2 separate regions of the Homo sapiens genome follow, and region 2 is linked to region 1. The links are chromatin contacts, found by Hi-C or POLR2A ChIA-PET in ENCODE. All regions are on one chromosome and are shown on one strand. The core of a region is the stretch at or near the end of the contact, and the rest is flanking DNA. Distances in the headings are between cores, read along the strand shown. Region 1 holds the start of TRIM37 (tripartite motif containing 37). Region 2 holds the start of DDX5 (DEAD-box helicase 5).

Region 1 (6,641 bases), core at 901-3,400:
AATTCTAATATATTTTTGTTATGTCACACATCCACCCTTCTTTTTAACAGCTGTAATCCATTATATGGCTATACCATACTTTTTTTTTTTTTTTAATTTTAGACAGGATCTGGCTGTGTTGCCCAGGCTGGAGTGCAGTGGTGTGATCTTGGATCACTGCAGCCTCAAATTCCTGGGCTCAAGTGATCCTTCCATCTCAGCCTCCAGAGTAGCTGGGACCACAGGTGTGCACCACCATGCCCAGCTAGATATATAGTCATTTTTATCAGTTCCTTAGTGATAGACATTTAAGCTCTATAACAGCAAGTTATACAAATAATATAACAAGTAAGTTGTATAACAGCAAGTTATTTAAGGATATGTATGAAGTTAGGAGATTTTTCTTGTGGGGAGGGCAGCAAGGTCAGCCTTTAAGGGATTCTGATGGAGCAGACCGTTGGCTCTCAAACCCCAGGGCTTGGCAAACGATGTGAGTTTAGCATCTTGCCAACTAAATTATTTATTTTGCTCAAGTTATCCTTTTTGCTTGCAACCAACGGCCTCTAATCAGCTGTACAGGTTTCTAATTGTTCGCTATTATGAATTGGTGCAATAAGTCCTTCGACATTCTTAGGTTCTTCGGCAAACATACAAGAATCTTAACTATTTATCATGTAAGTATTGCAATTTGTCTTATTTGTCTTCTGTACTGCTCCTTGAGAGCAAGGGCCACTTCTCATTACTCTGAATCCCAAGTACAGCATTGCATTTTTTTTTTTTTTTTTTTTGAGACGGAGTTTCACTCTTGTTGCCCAGGTTGGAGTGCAATGGCGCGATCTCGGCTCACCGCAACCTCCGCCTCCTGGGTTCGAGCGATTCTTCTGCCTCAGCCTCCCCAGTAGCTGGGATTACAGGCATGCGCCACCACGCCCGGCTAATTTTGTATTTTTAGTAGAGACGGGGTTTCTCCATGTTGGTCAGGCTGGTCTCGAACTCCCGACCTCAGGTGATTCGCCAGCCTCGGCCTCCCAAAGTGCTGGGATTACAGGTGTGAGCCACCACGCCAGGCCTAGCACTGCATTCTATAAATAATTCTTTTAAGTAAAATTCTCATAATATTAACCATCAACCATTTAAAAATGTACAACTGAGGCCATTTTCGTAAAAATAGCTCCATGTAGGTCAAAGACCACAAATAATTCTTACTGAAAGAATTTTTCAGTCTCAGATTAATCTTTCTAAATTATATCTTGTTCATGACCCAAGTAGTTAAAAAAAATTGTTGCTACCCACCACCTATAAGCCTAAATGCCTGATATTCAAGAACTTATTTCTAGATTATTAGTGATTCTCTACATGTGCACTCTAGGTCGGTTAAGTATAATTAGTTGTTTGCAATAAATACAGGAAAAATTAAATTCAAATTACGAATTTGATATGCCCTCTTTGTCTCACAAACCTTCAATTCTTGCAATCTTTACACATCTGGCAGGAAACTGTAGAAAGCAGATCCCATTTATAGGAAAGATGAATATCGCTGATACCCTTTCAATAGTCCCACGGCGACAACTTAGGCGGCAAGAATGAAGTGTGGGATGTGGGAACGAAGACTTCACAGTGTGTGGTCCCGTCCTCTCACCACCGTAATGAGAAATGACACCTCAGTTTGGAGCCTTCTAACTCGATTAGCTTTGGTAGGTGGAACGCAAGTCCTACAAACCTTAGACTGTTCCTTCCAGAGAGAACCACTAACCATGAACCTTCTGCACCAGGGTTTCTCAAAGTGCGGGCCACAGACCACCTGCTGCCGAATCACACGATGCTGGGTGAAAACGCGGATGGCCTGGGCCCCACCCTGGAATCTCAGAGTCCGAATACTTAACTACGGGTGTGGCTCTGAAGTCTGCGCTTTCCACCAGTACGCCAGGTGGCTCCGTCTTTGGCGCGCAAGTTTGAGAGCCGTGGGGCCCCGCCCTCCGCCAAGGTGGGCGTGGGTGGCGTAGCAGAGCCCCAAGCTCAGGCCGCCTGCGCAGGCTAGGGCCGGAGGCACGCAACCCTGAGGCAGCGAGTCGCCAAGTCTCGTATGCGCCCCGCAACGCGGGAACTAGGCGATCGCTCCACGCTCCTCCCCTCCTTTCCCCTCCCACAGCGTCCTGCGCGCATGCGCTTCGCAGCTTCTCTCGCCGCCGCGCCCCCAGCTGCTCTGGTTACGGTTGGTGTTTGCGAATTCTCTGCGGCACCTTCTTCGCTGAACTCCACCGTCAGTTCCATAGGCGCGCGCCCGCGTCACGTGGGCCGAGGTTCCGGCGCGGCTGCTGGCCGGCGGCTGAGCCGGGAGAAAGGAGCTGCGGCCACCGTTCGCCCTACTTCTGCGCCTCGGGGCGGGCGCGCCGGTAAAAATGGCGAAATGGGGGTAGGCGGCGCTGGACCTGAAGAGATGGGGCGCGCAGGTGGGGCGGTTGTCAGAGCCCCCTGACGTGGGCGCCGGGCTTTTATCGGCGATTTGATCTGGCGACCTCGGGCCGGCGCCTAAGAGGTCAGACTGCGGAGCCTGCGGGTCGCCAGCGGCCCCGCCGAGAGCCGGAGGCAATGGATGAACAGAGCGTGGAGGTGAGGGGGTTGTGAGGGTGGTGGTTAGTCCCCGCCCCCACCCGATGAGCGGTTTTTATTCGGGGAGTCGTGCCCATGTCCTCCCTCCAGTAGGGCACCCCTACCCCGCCCCTGCCGCTGTGGAGAGGGCTGGCCCGGTACCAAGGATGCCGTGCCCATTCTGCAGCGCTCCGGGTGTCTTGTGCTCACTGTTCCGCAGTCAGGTGGTGCGTATCCTGGAGTTTTCAAGGATGTCTTGGCACAGGTACTCATCCCCACCGGGTGTTTGCAAACAGCATCCTTTTCCGACCAAAACTGCAGATTCATCAGATGGATGTACCCTGCCACTCGCCACCAGTCCTTGCGAGTTCTTGAGCTGATCTAAATCTCCTTCCAAATGGATAGTCATCTTTCCCTCTCAGTGGCACATTTTGCAGGCTTCTGCCCTTCCTTCCTAGATTGAATCAGCATATATTATCTCATGTGTAGTTTCCAGAACAAACTCTTCTTTTTATAACTGATTCTTGTAAGCTGTGAGTTAAAATAGTTGGGATATGTAGGATATGTAAGTAAAGGCTAGGAATATATTTTAAAAGATTGTTTATTGAACATAATTGTGTAATCATTATCAAATTTTGAACCTTTCAGATACTGAAATAGGAAATCCTTGCTTTTTAGTAAGGGGTAACTATGTTATGGATATTCCACTTGAAACTAGTCATTCAGTAGTCTTATTGTCCACCCCGTTGCAGGTTACAGAATCTGCATCTCCCAGGTTCTTTCTGGCCCTACAGAGTCATGATGAGATTAATGAGTAATTTTCTCCTTAATTCCTCATATAAAGTATTATAAAGGTTTTGTAAACTTATCTTGGTTTTAGGAGGGTTTAATTCTAGAATGGAGTGAAAGTAAATGTCAGTAATATAAAAACAAAGTATACAATACAATAAGTATACGTTTAATTGTATCCTTTTTCTTGTTAAAAACTTTTCAGTTACTTCCTAAATTGATTAAATTGAGGCTTGCAAACATAATACTGTTTCTTGTATTTACATATTTTTGTTGTTGTTGTTCCCAAGATCGCTTTGAACTACCGTCAACATTTTCAATTGGGGCAGAATCTCAGGTTCAAATAAGTAGCTAGTCTGTTGTAACATCAGGGCAGCAATTCAGATTTCTGGATTCTGAATTCATTTTTTTCTGGGTCACAGTACACTGCCTTTAGGATGTGTCTTTTTAAACTTCTTTTTCCTCTAAATTATAAAATCAGTTTATACCTTTTGGGGAAATTGCAGAAAAAGTTAAAAGTTCATGTTGTGTATTCAGTCATATAGTCTGCCTTTTTTCCTTTTTTCTTTTTTTTTTTTTTTGAGACAGAATCTCACTCTGTCACCCAGGCTAGAGTGCAGTGGCACCCTCTTGGCTCACTGCAACCTCCGCCTCCTAGGTTCAAGCAATTCTTCTGCCTTAGCCTCCTGTGTAGCTGGGATTACAGGTGCACACCACCACGCCTGGCTAATTTTTGTATTTTTAGTAGAGACGGGGTTTAACCATTTTGGCCAGGTTGGTCTCGAACTCCCGACCTCGAGTGATCCACCTGCCTCAGCCTCCCAAAGTGCTAGGATTACAGTAATGAACCATCATGCCTGGGCCTTTTTTCCCTGCTGTTATACATTATATGCATTTTTCTATATCATTAGATGAAGAAGTATTTCTGGTGACTGTAATCTATGTGTAACTGCCATAATTTACTTAATATTTGGACATTTGGGCTGTACCTAGATTCTTGCCATTATAATTACTGCTTTAGTGAAAATTTTTCTGCATGTCTGTGTTTGCATTTCCTATATTTTCCTTAGAATAGAATCATCGTGAAACCAAACGGGAGTACATTTTCCAGATGTTTTGAGGTACTCTGTATCTTGACCAACCAAATCCTGATATGGAATAGTTAAAATTGAGAGATCAGCCCAAAATAAATGTAAATGTCAAGTTGTTTTGAGCTTGCCTTTTACTCTTGATTCAGTAGCCTAAACTGGTGGACCTTACATCTTTTACTGTTTTCAGAGCATTGCTGAGGTTTTCCGATGTTTCATTTGTATGGAGAAATTGCGGGATGCACGCCTGTGTCCTCATTGCTCCAAACTGTGTTGTTTCAGCTGTATTAGGGTAAGTTGTATTTCTTTTTACATGCAGTTAGTATATATAGTATATATTGTAAGGATTAACCATTTCCCTTATCTTTTTATTTTACATTTTTTGCCCTAAAGTGCTTGCTTGCACTGTGCTTGGGGTTGAGGAATACTAAGATAAATGACAAATTGCCTGCCTTGAAGGAGCTTAAATCTAATTGAGGGAATGGAGTTTAGAATGTTTATTTTGAAGAATGTGCGGTATCATAAGGAGGCACTAAAGAAGTGCTGTGGGGCTCAGAAGAGGACTGGTTTATATGTGTTTGGTGAGTAAGATAGAGAAAAAGTGTTTAATCTTACAATTACAAGACACTCTAGAGATGAATATAATCTAGTGGCTTTAAAACTTGAGTGTTGGTGCTTTGGGAGGCCGAGGTAGGTGGATCACGAGGTCAAGAGATCGAGACCATCCTGGCCAACATGGTGAAACCCTGTCTCTACTAAAAATACAAAAATTAGCTGGGCATGGTGGCATGTACCTGTGTCCCAGCTACTTGGGAGGCTGAGGCAGGAGAATTGTTTGAACCCGGGAGGGCAGAGGTTGCAGTGAGCCGAGAGAGCGCCACTGCACTCCAGCCTGGCGACAGAGTGAGACTCCGTCTCAAAAAAAAAAAAAAAACTTGAATGTTGGCCTGAGCGCGGTGGCCCAGGCCTGTAATCCCAGCACTTTGGGAGGCCGAGGCGGGTGGATCATGGTGTCAGGAGTTCGAGAACAGCCTGACCAACATGGTGAAACCCCATCTCTACTAAAAATACAAAAATTAGCTGGGCATGGTGGTGTGTGCCTGTAATCCCAGCTACTCAGGAGGCTGAGGCAGGAGAATCGCTTGAACCCAGGAGGCGGAGGTTGCAGTGAGCCGAGATCATGCCAGTGCACTCCAGCCTGGGTGACAGAGCGAGACTCTGTCTCAAAAAAACAAAAAACAAAATAACAAAATGAGGAAGTCCAAGATTTTGGTTGTGTATGCGAGAGTCCAATAGCACATCTACAGAGCATAGTTGAAAACTGCCTTGTTCACATTCCCCTTCAATTATTTATTTTCCTGAGAAAATCAAAGAGGTCACATGCTCTTCACCTCAAACTTTCTGTTTCAGCTGGGCGCAGTAGGTAGCTCACGCCTGTAATCCCGGCATTTTGGGAGGCTGAGGTGTGTGGATCACCTGAGGTCAGGAGTTCGAGACCATCCTGACCAATATGGTGAAACCCTGTCTCTGCTAAAAATACAAAAATTAGCCAGGCATGGTGGCATGCTCCTGTAGTCCCAGCTACTCGAGAGGCTGAGACAGGAGAATCACTTGAACCCGGGAGGCAGAGGTTGCAGTGAGCAGAGATGGTGCCACTGCACTCCAGCCTGGCGACAGAGCGAGACTTCGTCTCAAAAAAAAAAAAAATTTCTGTTTCCTTATTCTTGCCTAAGGAAGATACATATGCCTTTGTCAAGAGTATTATCCGTAACACTTAAATAATTTTTTTCTAGTCACACAGCTCACAATTGATGGTACTGGATTTGAACCCATTAAGTTCAAGAACTCTATAGCCTGTTCTTTGTCACTGTACCATGCGCAGAAGACCCAGTTAAATATGATGTTAGTTCTCATACTTCTAAAACTAAGAGATTCACTCTTTCTTGGCCTTCTTTCTTCAGCTGTAGAATTCAGATATGATTTGCTTTACAGGGTGGTTATGGCATTAAATGAGATAACCTAAGGAGTAATTCAGAAATTATGAAATACTATATCTACTTGTTTGTAAGGTGTTATTTTATTGTTAAAATAGCAACTAATACACATTAACACTTACCCATGTTTTAATAAACAGTGAAACTGATGCTAGATAAATTAAGTAATTGGACTCCGTTATAGTTAATTAAGTGGTAGAAT
Region 2 (6,044 bases), core at 3,545-6,044, 5.4 Mb before region 1:
TGACCCACAACCTATTCGTATACTCCCTCCCCTTTTGAAAATCCCTAATAAAAACTTGCTGGTTTTTGCAGCTTGTGGGGCATCACGGAACCTACAGACATGTGATGTCTCCCCCAGACGCCCAGCTTTAAAATTTCTCTCTTTTGTACTCTGTCCCTTTATTTCTCAAACCTGCCGATGCTTAGATAAAATAGAAAAGAACCTACGTGACTATCGGGGCAGGTTCCCCGAAGGCCAGGCACAGTGGTCCAGGCCTGTAATCCCAGCAATTTCACGAGTGGAGCCAGGTGGATCAGCTGAGCCCAGGAGTTCCAGACCAGCCTGGGCAAATGGCGAAACTCTTGTCTTTACAAAAAATAGAAAAAATTAGCCAGGCATGGTGGTGCACACCTGTAGCCCCGGCTACCCGGGAGGCTGAGGTGAGAGGATCACCTGAGCTTGGGAGGTTGAGGCTGCAGTGAGCTGTGATTGCACCACTGCACTCCAGCCTGGGCAACAGAGACTCTGAATCAAAAAATAAAAATAAATAAAACAACATAACATAAAAACAAAAAACACACCTCAAATTACCAGCTAGGATATTTACGTTTCAGACCCAGATCAATTGCAAAATCAATGTTCAGCTCTCCTGGAAAAGTTCTCATGTATGGACCTGACCTCTATCAGTTGATTGTCTTAGCTCAATCTTACAATTTGGTCTACTCCATAAGCTCACTCATTTGGTTAAGTAAACAATGTCTACAGTTCTAACAATTATTTTTACTAAAATGCATAATTATGTGATAGTTATACATATACCAACCTGTTATGTGAGACAAGCTGACCTGCAAGTAGTCCAAGGCCAGTGAATCAATTACTGCTTGTACATTGTGTGCATCATCTTCTTGACTCCTAGGAATAACTATGAGGTCTGGGGGGGGAAAAAATCACATAATTTTGTATCCATGAGAGGCCAAGTTTTCATCTCATTGTCTCTGACTAGGCTACTGAATATGCTCAACTGCTATAAAGGCTCTGCCCAAACAGAACATGCTGTAAAGTACAGATAAAGTTAATAAACCCTGAACTCTACACAGCAGAATCTTTACTGGTTGAGTATTTATTGATTGAACCGATTTATCAATATTAGACTGGTTGAATACGGTTGAATATTTATTACACCATATATATATATATAGATATATAGATATACATGAATATGCTTTACAAGAAGCACCATGTTAAGGAAGATAAAGTGGTCCCTAAATTCAAAGACAGCTAATAGTCTAATAAGGGAGCCAAGACATGATACTTTAACCCATAACTATGGGCTACTTTCTACGAAGAAAAAAAAAACACAGCAGGCATTCAAGGAGCGTTCTTATATATACACATATGTATGTTTATTTATTATTTATTGAGACAGGGTCTCGCTCTATCGCCCAGGCTGGAATGCAGTGGCGTGATCTTGGCTCACTACAACCTCCACTTTCCCGGCTCAAGCAATTCTCTTGCCTCAGCCTCCCAAGTAGCTGGGTTTATAGGCGTGCACCACTATGCCTGGCTAATTTTTGTATTTTTAGCAGAGATGGCATTTTGCCATATTGGCCAGGCTGGTATTGAACTCCTGGCCTCAGGTGATCCACCTGCCTCAAGTGATGAGCCTCCCAAGGTAATGGGATTAGAGGTGTGAGCCACCGCGCCTGGCCCTTATATGTCCTTTTGAATAGCCAACTAGAATTATTGGTATAAAGATTTAAAAGGTCAGCACAGGCTGGACGTGGTGGCTCATGCCTGTAATCCTATCACTTTGGGAGGTAGACGGGAGGATCACTTAAGCTGAGTTGGTACCACCCTGGTCTTGAACATAGTGAGATGGTGAGCAAGATGAAAGGACATATGCGCTTATTAACTGTCTTGGTAAATGAGGTTCATCATCTACAAGCATCAATTCTTATCCCTAGCACTGGTTAAGTAACAGAATCCAATAAATTCCCAAGCTCCACTCAATTTTACAACCTTTGAAGGTACATTTACAGAAAAGATGCAACTTTCACAAGGCAGTAGCCATGATTAGGTTAAGCCGTGATTATCAGGAGCCCTCAAACTGATCTGCTCAAGGCCGTTATTATGAGTGGGTTCCACAGGGTATTCCTTAAGGAATACAATATTATAATTATACAATATGTGATATTAAATACAATTTAATATACAATATTTATTTTAATATTGTATATTAATATAGAATTTAATATGCAATATTAAAAAAAGAAACAAGCAAAGAGAAAATGAAATTTTATAAATATCAAAGAATCTAACTAAAGGACTAAAAACTTTTGGCCTAAGATATAGGCAAAATTACTCCTGCTTTTAGTATTCTTACCTGGTACCTTTTCTCCCAAAATAGACTGATAAAGAGCAATAAAAACATTAGCATCACAGTCTTGAAGTTCATGTATTCTCAGATGTATATGACACTTAAAAAGAAGGTTATTGGCAATGGTTACCCACTCTGTTGGGAAAAAGGGGGAAAGATCAGTCTTAAAAACCACCAGAAAAAAATCACACAGACATTTAAAAAATCCAACAACCTCCCCCCCAACAAAAACAGACACTGAACTTTGCAGAAGATAAGGAATTTGATTGTTAGAGAATTTCAAAGACCCTTTAGGCATGGTTTTTAAAAAGATGTATTTAATTTCTTGGGATGATTTCCAGAGTGCTGTAATTTCTACATAGTCAAAACTATACTGCAAATTCAATTGATACTGTTGCAGCCTAAAATCTTAAGTTACTTATATAAGCCTTACATGGGTGTTTTTAGTTAAAACATATTTACAAGTAAACAGGAATATTATGTCATAAACAACAGTTTAATGATAATCCGAGGTTACCAGAAACTCATTAATGGAGGCTGCTTCGCACTTGCAATAGTATTGGTCTTGTGTTTACCCAATTATCTTGTGCAAGTCAGGGTTTCTCTGGTGCCGGAAAAAGTGGTGATTAAACTTAGGCTGTTAAGAACTGGTATAATAACAACATCAACGGTAATGCATTTGTTAGTTTTTCTTTTTTATTATATCGATCTATATGAAAGAAAATATGGGAAGTACATGAAGCTCAGAATTATCAATACTGTTGACGTTTCCTGCGTACCACATTCTCCTCTCCCCTAGATATTGCTGGGATTTGCAAAGTTTAACGGTTTCTGTACCAAAAGTAACTTAGCTTAAAATACTTGTTCCTTGAAATGCCTGGGAATTGGTAGGAAAGCACTTTCAATCGGTATTAGAAACAAACATCTCCACTATGTTCTGGACACGTAACGTTCTGGAAACGAATGAGAGTGTATTTTCCATGCACATAATCCCCCTCCCCACGCCCATTTCTCACAGCTGGCCAAACCATGACAACTGGTTTGTACGCAGTCCTTGTGAAAAGGATGAAAGCGTCCTAGACAACCAAATTAATTCGCTCTTCAAAAGCGGTGCTAGACAAAGCCCATGACTCTAGAGGGCACTGAAGAGAAAAAAGCACAACTATTCTACAGGGGCATATTCTACTATTCTGCAGGGGCATAATAAATCTTAAGAATGCTGTTCCTTTAAAGACCAATACAAAAGCAGGTACGACCTCAGGGCCCATAGTGCAAGGGCGGAGGGCACACGGACAGCGGCTAGACGCCCCACAGAAAGACAAGTCCGGGGACGACCCTTCTGACCGCTCTTTTTACAGCCAGGACCCAAGTGTCCTACCGGCCTCGCCCCAGTGCCTCTCTCTCTCCCACAGCATACTGCTGTTCCACGGCCTCGAAGCGAAGAGGTGGTGAAGCTGAGAGACCCTATCCAGGGAACCCGCCAGCGCGACGCGGCGTCTGAAGGTCACGAGCCCCGCCGACAGCCCAGACCCAGTCCGGGCTAGCCCGAGGCCTCCCTGGAGGTGGACGGTTTCAGTCCACACATACTGGGACCCCAGGGAGACACTCACCAGCATCCGAGCCTGCCATGTTTCAGAGGCAGGTCGCCGCCGGACTCCGACGCGGCCGGGAAGGCGACGGTGTCCTGGAAGGACCGATCCACGCAGACCCGACACTGGGGCGCGGACGCACGAACCAAAGCGCGGGGAAGGAGGCGTGAAAGAAGGACGGACGTTAAAAGAGCTTCTCGCCGCTGATTGGTCATCAGAGGAGCACTTCCTTTCACAGGACGTGAAACGGGGGCGGTTTGGGAAGTTTAGAGACCATTCTCCGCCGACCAAAACCCGTCAAAGGATTATCAGACACGCGGGTCGGACGGTCCACATCAGCCGGCAGCCCGGGCGGGTCCCGGGGTGCGAGCAGCGCACTTCCGGTGAGCTATTTCGTTTTGTATCCCTCCGCCGACGTCAACGGGAAAGTAGTGCGGACCGCTCTCTCGGTGGTCCGGGGTGGTACAGCCACGTGACAACGCCAGGCCCCGCCTTCCCCCTCTTTTGGTTACAGACGTGAGGGCTCTTTGGAGACGTAAACATCTCCGAGTGGCGAGGGTGGGCGGGGCTGGGCTTGGGAAAGGGCGGGGTGGCTTGCTTGAGGTGTGGAAAGACCAGAAGAAGGTGAGGTCAAGAGAGTGCAGAATGAGGCATTCCAATGGTGGGTGGGCCCTGACCTGAGAGAGTGGCGCGGGGAGGGGTGAAAGCGCGGCGATCCTGGAACGCCAGCGGGCGTTGCGGCCTATGCGCGAGGGGCGGGGCGATTAGGTCATAGAGCGGCTCCCAGCGTTCCCTGCGGCGTAGGAGGCGGTCCAGACTATAAAAGCGGCTGCCGGAAAGCGGCCGGCACCTCATTCATTTCTACCGGTCTCTAGTAGTGCAGCTTCGGCTGGTGTCATCGGTGTCCTTCCTCCGCTGCCGCCCCCGCAAGGCTTCGCCGTCATCGAGGCCATTTCCAGCGACTTGTCGCACGCTTTTCTATATACTTCGTTCCCCGCCAACCGCAACCATTGACGCCATGTCGGGTTATTCGAGTGACCGAGACCGCGGCCGGGACCGAGGGTGAGTTTGGGAGCCGAGCTGTCAGGCCTGGCGGGTGGGGGGATGGGAGGGCGGGTCAGGGTGGCGGCCGGCGGGGGCTTTGCGGCTTGGACTTGGCCTTTCCGGGCTATCTTGGGACTTCCTTTCCCGAAGGCTTGCGCCATTTTGATATTCACGTCACAGTGATTGGAAGAGATTTGACGGTGTAGTGTCTTCAAGCTTGCTTTTTGTGTGGGGATTGGGGAGCTGTCGGGGCGGCTGCCATTTGGTAGCTGTTGAGGGAGTTGAGAGGGAGCGTATTGTGCGGATGAAAGCGGGACGCTTCGAGGCAGACGAAGGAACATCTGTTAGGTGCGGCGTTTCGGGAGGTGTTTTTGGGGTGGCCGGGCATTCTGTGGGAGCGAGGGGACCACTTCCAAAGCCCTGGTGCTGTTGGGGTAGGAGGGCGGCCGGCATCAGCCATGTGGCTGAGTCGCGAGTACAAAATGCCGGCCTCGGACATGGCGGCGGCGCCTTTGTTACCCCGCCCGGCGGAGGAGCTCAAAATGGCAGCGTCGAGAAAATGTGGCGCAGAGAGAAATGCGAGACAAAGGGGGAAGCGCCGCCCCAGCGGGAACGCCGCCCGGCCGACTCCGCCCGGGCCGGGACTCCTCCCCCGGTAGTCGCCGGCTCCTCCTTTTCTTTTTTCCTGCGTTATATAATTTTGATTCGTTGATCCGGAGCTCTACCGCGGCGTTCCCCCAGCTGGGTTTGCTAGCAGAAGTGTTTCTGAGAAAACCCTTGTTCTGTTATCGCTGACTGTACTGTTTAGGTTCTTACCACTAAAGCTGTTTGGTTCCAAAACGGCCATATGAGTAACATCGTCGTGATGCTCTTCGGTTCATGTAGCCTTGTTATTGCTGATAGTGAATTGCTAGGCTGGTGGGGAAGATTACAGTAACCACAAGAAGTGGTGTGTGCCAGAATCCCAAATTCTGGCATGTGGGTGACAAGTTTCCGACATGATAAATCCCCGGCTTCCGACATGATAAATCCCAGGCTGTTTACATGACCTAAGT

The links. A loop is a pair of places that touch in the nucleus more often than their neighbours do. ChIA-PET counts read pairs that join two places held with the same protein, here RNA polymerase II (POLR2A). Pooled maps may share reads with other maps.
Region 2: a pooled map shows a loop between it and region 1 (15-fold over the local background). The contact joins the promoter of DDX5 here to the promoter of TRIM37 in region 1. A Hi-C loop is called at or near these places in 6 of 50 pooled maps. POLR2A ChIA-PET finds 5 or more read pairs at or near these places in 2 of 52 experiments (B cell and WTC11).

Annotation. Positions count from the first base shown.
Region 1 is chr17:59,102,389-59,109,029 of GRCh38, reverse strand. TRIM37 (tripartite motif containing 37) reads left to right here and starts at 2,150. Exons shown (of 24, transcript NM_015294.6): 1 at 2,150-2,589; 2 at 4,636-4,737. The coding sequence starts at 2,569. LOC124904039 (a long non-coding RNA gene) reads right to left here and starts at 1,934. Exons shown (of 2, transcript XR_007065864.1): 1 at 1,439-1,934. RefSeq lists enhancers at 1,627-1,706, 1,747-1,796, 2,167-2,266, 1,743-2,402, 2,357-2,486 and 2 more and a silencer at 1,927-2,036.
Region 2 is chr17:64,505,039-64,511,082 of GRCh38, reverse strand. It overlaps DDX5 (DEAD-box helicase 5), which reads left to right and starts at 4,794. Exons shown (of 13, transcript NM_004396.5): 1 at 4,794-5,007. The coding sequence starts at 4,964. CEP95 (centrosomal protein 95) reads right to left here and starts at 4,106. Exons shown (of 20, transcript NM_138363.3): 1 at 3,967-4,106; 2 at 2,363-2,491; 3 at 803-910. The coding sequence starts at 3,985. RefSeq lists enhancers at 3,494-3,603, 3,316-3,932, 3,914-4,003, 4,204-4,443, 5,144-5,273 and 1 more and a silencer at 5,634-5,703.